2 separate regions of the Homo sapiens genome follow, and region 2 is linked to region 1. Evidence: read pairs that join two places in POLR2A ChIA-PET (ENCODE). Cell type or tissue: GM12878. All regions are shown on one strand. Each heading gives the region's core, and the rest is flanking DNA. Links, peaks and the distances in the headings are about the cores only. Region 1 overlaps CDC42SE2 (CDC42 small effector 2). Region 2 overlaps RAPGEF6 (Rap guanine nucleotide exchange factor 6).

Region 1 (4,404 bases), core at 194-4,193:
ACAATTTGGAGTATATCCAAGGAGGCGAGAAGCAGGTTAATTTCAAAGGATTTGCTACTGTGAGAACCTTATTTGCATCCTTATCTAAACAATATGTATATAACCATACTATATCTACCTCCCTCACATTTCTGGCATATGGATCAACTGTAGCTTCTAGAAAACAGTAATTACATCATCACTTAAAAGTTAAAACTTTCCCAAAGACTATTCTCTGGGCAGCTTAGTGTGCAAACACATGTCACTGAGAAGCAAATGAAGGCCAGGTCCCATCAGGTTAGCAGAAGGCCTACAGTAAGAGTAAAAGATGGTACAGCCTGAGGTAGTTCTAGAAGCAGATACAGAGTGAATAAAGAAAATGAAAATACTTGCCATCTGGGACAGTGAAAAAAGCTGGAACTTTCAGGGTATAAAATAGCAATCATTTATGCAAATGTGGCCAAAGTAAATGAAAGGTTGAAAGCTATGCTGACTCAACTTTATGACCTAGAGAAAGTCAGTTGAGTTGTGTAACTAAATCCCTAAATCTATGAATTAAATCTAACAAGCCCACTATTTCCAAATTGTGTCTTGGGGCATCCCAGCAAAACCCAGGGGTGCCAGGGTTTTCTATTTGAGGGAAACACAGTGAGGCTCAATGTGTGTTTGACACTGAGTGAACTACCAGCTTCAGATAATTTGTAACTTCAACATTAGAACATACATTCTTTTTAACAGCATATCTTTGTGAAGCTGAGTTTTCAGTGGTTACTGTGAAAAAAACCCAAGCACTATGCAAAAGTCAGTATGGAACTAGAAAAGAAGGTGGTGGTGTTCAGTCTGATTCCACAGTTTGAGAAGTTGTATAATCCCAACAGGCACAAACACACCATAAGTATGTAACTGGTTATTTAAGAATTAAATAAAAATATTTTTCAATTTATATCTTATTTTTTAAAGGCAAATAAGTTGTTGGGACATAAATCTTTACTAAGTTGTTTGTACCAAATTAGTTAATAAACAAGTCTGTACGGTATTTCTCTTGGCCTAGAGGCACCATGAAAAAAATTACAGAACCGTTAAGAGAAGTTTGGGAACCTCTGAAATAAGCTACATTAGTTTTTTGAAATATTGACAGTGTAATTAGGAACCAGGCATTTCTAAAACAAGTGGGTATTTTTTTTCTATGATGCCAGTGACAGTGATTCCCTGGGTGCGTGAGCTGCTTCCAAGTTAATCAATCTAGTTCACAGTATGGAAAAAAAGGCTAACAAAAGTTGTAATAATATAAAAAATGGATTTGACATTTTTTGATGAAAATGATCTTCCTAGTGGATATTCATTGACACAAAAAATGAAAATACCTTTTATGGTAGTAATGTCAACAAACTATATGAAACACCCTTGCCCCAAGTCTCTCCCTACTCATTCTTTGAGACCCAGCTCAAACATAAACATTCCGAGTTGAGGCTGTTGGATATTTCCTGTTCTGAACATTCACAGCACATGGCTCATATTCAATTATAGTACTTAAAACATTGTATTGTAACTTACTTGCTTACAGTTTGATTTTCCTACACTACTAAGAGTTCTGTAACAGTAGCTGTGCCTGACACACAGTAGACAATAAATGACTGTTGAATGAATAAAAGGCTTTTTTAAAGAAACAATGTCAGCTCAGTTCTCTAAAAATTGTTTGTCTTATCTAATATTATCGCCAAATATTTCTCAAGAACCTATTATATTTGGAAGATGTAAACAATGTAATGCCAATTCTAATGAAGTCTACATTTCTGCATAAAAAATACTTATCTGCTGATTTAATTTTCTCTCTTTCATAGAAATGCTGTGTGCTCTAGAGAGGTTTTAACTGGTAACACTGTTTTAGTTTTTATATTGGGTAGAACCTGTAAAGCAGTGGTTCTCAAGCTACAGTGTACATCAGAATCCCTGGAAGGTTTGTTAAAATACAGGTTTCTGAGCTCTAGTCACAGAAGATTTTCAGATTGAGCAAGTTTGGAGTGGAGCTTCAATTTGCATATCTAACAAGATTCCAAGTGATATTGATGGCTTAATGGTTAATAGAAAACACTGGCTCTAAAGATTAACAGCTGAATGACTATTATTAAAAAGTCAGGCCAGGCGTGGTGGCTCACGCCTGTAAGCCTAGCACTTTGGGAGGCTGAGGCGGGCGGACTGCCTGAGCTCAGGAGTTCGAGACCAGCCTGGGCAACATGGCGAAACACCATCTCTACAAAAATACAAAAAATTAGCCAGGTGTGGTGGCACACCCCTGTAGTCCCAACTACTCGAGAGGCTGAGACACAATAATCGTTTGAACCCGGGAGGCAGACGTTGCAGTGAGTCAAGATCACATCACTCCAGCCTGGGCAACAGAGAGAGACTCTGTCTCAAAAAAAAAAAAAAAAATTACATATAGTCAAATAATAATAGATGCTGGTGAGGCTGCAGAGAAAAGGGAACACTTATATACTGCTGGTGGGAATGTAAATTAGTTTAGCCATTGTGGAAAGCAGTATGGCAATTTCTCAAAGAAGTGAAAAACAGAAGTATCATTTGACCCAGGACCCCCTTACTGAGTATATACCCAAAGTAATATAAATCATTCTACCATAAAGACACATGTACACATATGTTCATCACAGCACTATTCACAATCGCAAAGTCATGGCATCAACCTAAATGCCCATCAGTGGTAGACTGGATAAAGAAAACGTGGTACATATACACCATGGAATACCACACAACCATAAAAAAGAACTAGACCATGTCCTTTGGAGCAACATGGATGGAGCTGGAGGCCATCATCCTAAGCAGACTAACACAGGAACATAATACCACATGTTCTCACTTGTAAGTGGGAGCTACATTGAGTACACATGGTCACAAAGAAGGCAACAACAGATACCAGGACCCATCTGAGAGTAGAGGGTGGGAGGAGGGAGAGGATCAAAAAACGACCTAATGGTTACTATGCCTATTACCTGGGTGATGAAATTATCTGTACAGCAGGTAATCTGTGACTCAGTTTACCTATATAATAAACCTACACATGTACCCCCTGAACCTCAAAGGTAAATTAAAAAATAAAGATTAACAGCTGAATATTTAAAAAGTAAAAGTGGGTAATAAAGAGTACTTATAAGATACCAGGCACAGTTCCAAGAACTTTAAAGCCATGAACTCATTTGCTAGTACCTTCTATAGCAGTATATGACATTTTACCTTCCCTTCAAATCTGGGATCCTCTGGCAAACTCTCACTTCTTGTCTCAGCCACTGCTCAGAAGTCCTCATTTGTTCACCTTTGTACTCTCTATTGAATAAAGGTTTTTTGTTTTTTTTTTTGAGACAAGAGTCATTCGTCACCCAGGTTGGAGTGCGGTGGTGCAATCTCAGCTCACTGCAACCTCCGCCTCCTGGGTTCAAGCGATTCTCGTGTCTCAGCCTCCCGAGTAGCTGGAATTACAGGCATGCACCACCATGCCCATCTAATTTTTTGTATTTTTAGTAAAGATGGGTTTCACCATGTTGGTCAGGCTGGTCTCGAACTCCTGACCTCAACTAATCCACCCACCTTGGCCTCCTAAAGTGCTGAGATTACAGGCATGAGCCACCATGCCTGGCCAAGATGGGAGTCTTAACAGTGTCCAGGTCCTGGATATTCATGTTAAAGAAGCTGAATTCAGCCTTCCCATGGGTGGTAATCTGAGTTGATAAAACTGCCTGTGGAAGTCTAGTTTCTAAGAATATGACAAAAAAATCTCTAATATGTTAAGGGACAAATGAAAGAGAAACAAGGTTTTAGATACTGCAGAGACTGGAAAAATATCTGCTCTTCAATAACTGAATAGCCTACTTTGGATTCCAAATTCTCATACTTAGGTCAAAACTTGAGAAAATAATAAACTTCTTCTATACATGAACTTGTACTGTATCTTCTACGGTGGGAAAAATAATTCTACTTGTCTGGCTTCTAGAGCTTAGCTCACTCACTGGAATGCCAGCAGTGGCCCTCAGGTGACAGAGCTTATATAAGGAGCTCTCTCCAGAGGAGATGAGAGTCACACCATAGATCACCACAGAGAAACCAAAACCAGCTAGTATTATAAGCAGAGAATTATCTAAGTCAAAGTACAGAAAGGAAAGATATTTTGTGTTGGAAATATTCATAAATAAATAGGTGAGTTGCTGGTAATGCATTTACAATTCAATCTTAAGTGTGGTGCTGTCGGTATCTGTCCTTTAGGGTTTAGTAGGTAACTAACCTTTTCCTACTCAGTATGTATTTTGCAGCTTTTGACAGATGAGAAGTTTGCAGGAGACCCCCAAATGTTTTTAAAAAGAATCTCTAAGCAAATCTATAGTGACCTTTTCAAGGGCCAAATTGCTAAAAGCAAAATTG
Region 2 (4,404 bases), core at 187-4,186, 120 kb before region 1:
TGAAAGTGATTTTAACCCAAAATTTTATTCATGAAACTTTTATAGTTGATAGATTACCTGTTTATTATGATAATAAGATTCAGTACACCTAAAAAAATTAATGAACCTGAACCATCAGTATAAACATTCTCTGCTTACTTTTATGACAGAATAGCATGCTAAAAGTGGACGAGAGCCTTAAAAGGCAAAAACTGAAATAAAGCTCTGGTATAGCTATAGGTTCAGGAAACATAATAGTTACATGAGAGTATTTTAGAATTTTACTGAAATACTTGATTGTTTCTGGAGATCAATAAAACATTTTAAAACGGATTTAATATTTTAGAAAGAATATTCATCAAATACATTTTTTTAAGAGGGCAGATTGCTTTTAAGCTTCAAAATGGGAATATTTTTATTTTCTTGAGTTACAGACTTCACAATCATTTGAAAACAATTTATCAAACCTTAATATGTCTCTCCTGTGACTTATTTAAATCTACCTTTTGAGTATTTTTTTGTATTAAATGTTGTTCACTATTTTAAATAAATTAGCTTATTTCATGGGATATGTTTGCACATTTAATGGAAAGACTAGTAATACTTCCACAAATTGGTAAGAAATAAGTTGTTTCAAGAAAATAAAAGTAGGATCATAATTGTCTGGTGTGTCTTTTTGAGTTATATTTTAAAGGAAATAAACTAGTTGCAGGTAAACTGCAGAATTCTTTTATTTAGGAGACTAACATCTAAAACTACAGGCTTGCACACCTCTCACCCTTTTTCTTAGAATTAAATATATTTACCTTGGTTGCCAAGAAAATAAAGGCATGCTTTGGAAATGAACAAGAATATGATTTAGTGATAATTATCCATATGCAAAAGAATGAAAATGGATTACCACCTTATACTATAAACAAAAATGTACCCAAAATGGGTCAGAGACAGAAGAGCTAAAACTATAATGCCTTAAAGATAGGGGTAGATTATCATGGCCTTGGATTTGGCGTTGGTTTCTCAAATATGAAAATATGATACCCAAGCACAAGCAACAAAAGAAAAAAGAGATAATTGGACCTCATCAAAATTAAAATTATTTTTGCATCAAAGGACACTGTCCAGAAAGTTAAGACAATGCACAGAATAAGAGAAAATTATATATCTGATAAAGGTTTAATATCCAAAATACATAAAGAACTTTTACAACTCAACAACGAAAAGACAGCACAGTTTAAACATGGACCAAGGACTTGTATAGACATTTCTCCAAAGAAGATATGTAAATGGCCAACAGGCACATGACAAAGATGTTCAGCATCATTAATCATAGAGATATGCAGTCATAACCTCAATGAGATACCACTTTACACCCACTAGGATGGCTTTTAAAAAGGGGGAAAAAAGAAAAAGTAACAAACATTGCCAACGGTATGGAGACATTGAACCCTCCTCCCCACCCCCACCCTACACACATTGATGGTGGGAATGTAAAATGGTATTACCTCTGTGGAAAAAACAGTTTGAGCAGTTCTTCAAAAAGTTAAACATAGGGTTACCATATAGCCCAGCAATTCTAATCCTAGGTAAATACCCAGAGAATTAAAAACAGGTGTGCAAACGAAAACTTGACGTAAATATTCGTAGCAGCACTATTGACAATAGCCAAAAGGAAGAAATGACCCAAATGCCCATCATGGATAAACAAAATGTGGTATAGCCGTACAATAAAATATTATTCAGCCATAAGAAGAAAAGAAGTACTAATACTTACTACACCATGATGAACCTTGAAAACATTAAGCTAAGTAAAAGAAGCCAATCACAAAAGGCTAGGTATTGTATGATTCTATTTATGTGGAATAGCCAGAACAGACAAATAGACAGAAAAGCAGACTAGTGGCCGCCAGGGGCTGGAGAGAGGGCAGAATGGGAAGTGAAAGCTTAATGAGTTTGAGGTTTACTTTTGGAGTGATGAAAATGTTCCAGAACTCAGAACTAGACAGTGGTGATGGTTACACAGTATTGTTAAGGTACTAAATTATGAACTTTAAAATCATTAAAATGATGAATTTTATGTGGATTCTACCACGATTTAAAAAAAATGACTCATTTCTTACATTGTTAGGCATGTTATTCAAATCAGCTTACATTCGTTAATTTTTAACTTTTCTGAAGCAAAGTAAACGATTCTGCAGTTTGAAAATTTACAGTGTTTATAATGAAAGAAGTTTCAGATTTGTAAGGGTTTTTGTTTTGTTTTTTAATTTTTATAGAGACAGGGTTTTGCTATGCCCAGGCTGGTCTCAAACTCCTGGACTCAAGGGATCCTCCTTGCTTCAGCCACCTGAGTTGCTGGCATTGCAGGTGTGAGCCACTGCACCAGACTCAGATTTGTTTTTGTTACCGTTTTGGTTAAACATGTTCTTGACCATGGAAACGCTTTCGGTATGGATTTTTGATTGATAGGATTGCCTGCTTTATGACATGAAGTTTGCATTTTAAGGTGCTACCTGAAATAGACATTCTGTGTACTTCTTTTATCTTAACAAACAGGCTTGTGTCTTCTCACTGAGTGGACAGTGTCCTGGCTCTGTTACTTCTGTGCACAGGGAAGCAAAAGCTCAAATTAAACCATGCCTTTCTGTTAGAATGAGCCTTTTTTACACAAGGGAGGGAACAAGAGGGTTGTCAGTTCTTCATGAGTTTTAGACATGCTTTTGGAATCCACTTGTGCAGAAGGAATGCCTCTTATAACCATATGCTGCCTCTTTTATGTTTCCACAGGTGACACGGATTGTATTATTATGGGTAAATAATCATTTTAATGATTTTGAAGGTGACCCTGCTATGACTCGATTTCTAGAGGAATTTGAAAAAAATCTGGAAGATACAGTAAGGCTCAAAATAATTTCTATTCTTCAGAGTGTAGTGGTCCCCCCTCAACACTAGCAAACTCAGAACAGCAATAGCTTTCATTCTTTCCTGTGTCTTAAATGTCCATTCTTAGAACTTCCGAATCTGTATTCTAGACTTTTGTTCATTTATTCTCTGCCACCTCAATTAAAACAACATTTACACTCCTTCCTGACTCTTCCATTTATTTTTTATTTATATTTATTTATTTATTTATTGTATTTATTTGTTTTTTTTTTGAGACGGAGTCTCGCTGTCGCCCAGGCTGGAGTGCAGTGGTGCAATCTTGGCTCACTGCGACCTCCGCTTTCCAGGTTCAAGCAATTCTCTCCTACCTCAACCTCCTGAGTAGATGGGACTTCAGACGCGCACCACCACGCCCAGCTAGGTTTTGTATTTTTAGCAGAGACAGGGTTTCACCAGATTGCCCAGGCTGGTCTCAAACTCCTGACCTCGTGATCCGCCCGCCTCGGCCTTCCAGAGTGCTGAGATTACAGGCGTCTGAGCCACGGCGCCTGGCCCAAATCTTCCATTTCTGTATTGACATTCTTATCTCTTAGTTACTCAGGCTTATAAACCTGGTGTTATATGTGTACCCTCAGTCTCTTTTTCTTGAATTCCCTGGCCAGGATTTCCAGTCAGTTGCTAAAGTCACCTAGGTCACTGATTTAGTCATACACATGTATGTTCACATATTTTCTTATGGTCTCTCTCAGCCATTTCTTTTTTACTCCCTAGTTTAGGACTTAATATATCTGATCTATTATAATCTGCTCACTGACCCTAGTTCTAGTTTCTCTTCTAGTTCATTCTGTGTGGCCAAAAGATTGCTTTTAAAACACACATGTGATGACTATTATTTTCTTTGTCAGTAATCTATACTTCCTACCAAAGCAGTTCCTCACCCATATATTCAGGTCCCTTGCCTACCTTTTTGCCCTTTTTCCTGTGTACCCTAGATTATAGCCAAATCAGACTATTTTATTTTCCAGTTCTGCATCCAGACCATGCTAGAATTTTCTTTTCCTCACCTATTGAAACTCTGTTTCACTATCAGTGCATATCCTAAATATCAAATCTATATTGACTTTCTAGGTTTCCTTTCTATATAGGATTCATCTGTTCTAAATGTACAGCACCTAAGATAATTCCCTCCAAGTCCACAGTAGCTGTTCGTGAATTCATTTTAAACTCCCTGTCAGATATAAAACTTTGAGCTGTGACTTGGTTGCCTCCTTCAAGCAACTTGAAATTTTAGGAAATAAGTAGTAATGCAGCATAGTGTTTTAGGAGTACAGCTCAAGCTCCACCATTTGCTAGATTTGTAAACTCAGACATTGCCTGATCTTATGCCTTAGTTGTGTTATTTGTAAAGATAGTAGTTCCTAGTTCATTGAGATTGTTGTAAGGATTATAATGAGCTGAGAGGCATAACAGTCTGTACACAAAACCTGTGACATAGCAAATGCTCAAGAGCTGTAATTAATTACTTACAGAGCATAAGTGGATTGA

Evidence for each region. ChIA-PET counts read pairs that join two places held together with the same protein. Peaks named below come from ENCODE experiments on the same cell type or tissue, not always from the same donor. Only the 100,000 strongest peaks of a DNase experiment are listed, where the experiment ranks them.
Region 2: POLR2A ChIA-PET joins it to region 1 with 5 read pairs; 4 of 35 experiments call an interaction of 5 or more read pairs at or near these places.

The regions. Positions count from the first base shown.
Region 1 is chr5:131,375,180-131,379,583 of GRCh38, reverse strand. All of the region lies in intron 3 of CDC42SE2 (CDC42 small effector 2), which reads right to left. Among named protein-coding and RNA genes, the nearest start is that of CDC42SE2, 110 kb to the right of the region's middle. RefSeq lists a silencer at 3,976-4,025. In GM12878, for the core only: no CTCF peak of the experiment used is centred there; a DNase peak (open chromatin) is centred at 344; H3K4me3 peaks cover 1,158 bases; H3K27ac peaks cover 3,691 bases.
Region 2 is chr5:131,494,020-131,498,423 of GRCh38, reverse strand. It overlaps RAPGEF6 (Rap guanine nucleotide exchange factor 6), which reads left to right. Exons shown (of 28, transcript NM_016340.6): 13 at 2,764-2,871. Among named protein-coding and RNA genes, the nearest start is that of RAPGEF6, 140 kb to the left of the region's middle. In GM12878, for the core only: a CTCF peak has its summit at 1,893; a DNase peak (open chromatin) is centred at 1,923; H3K27ac peaks cover 768 bases.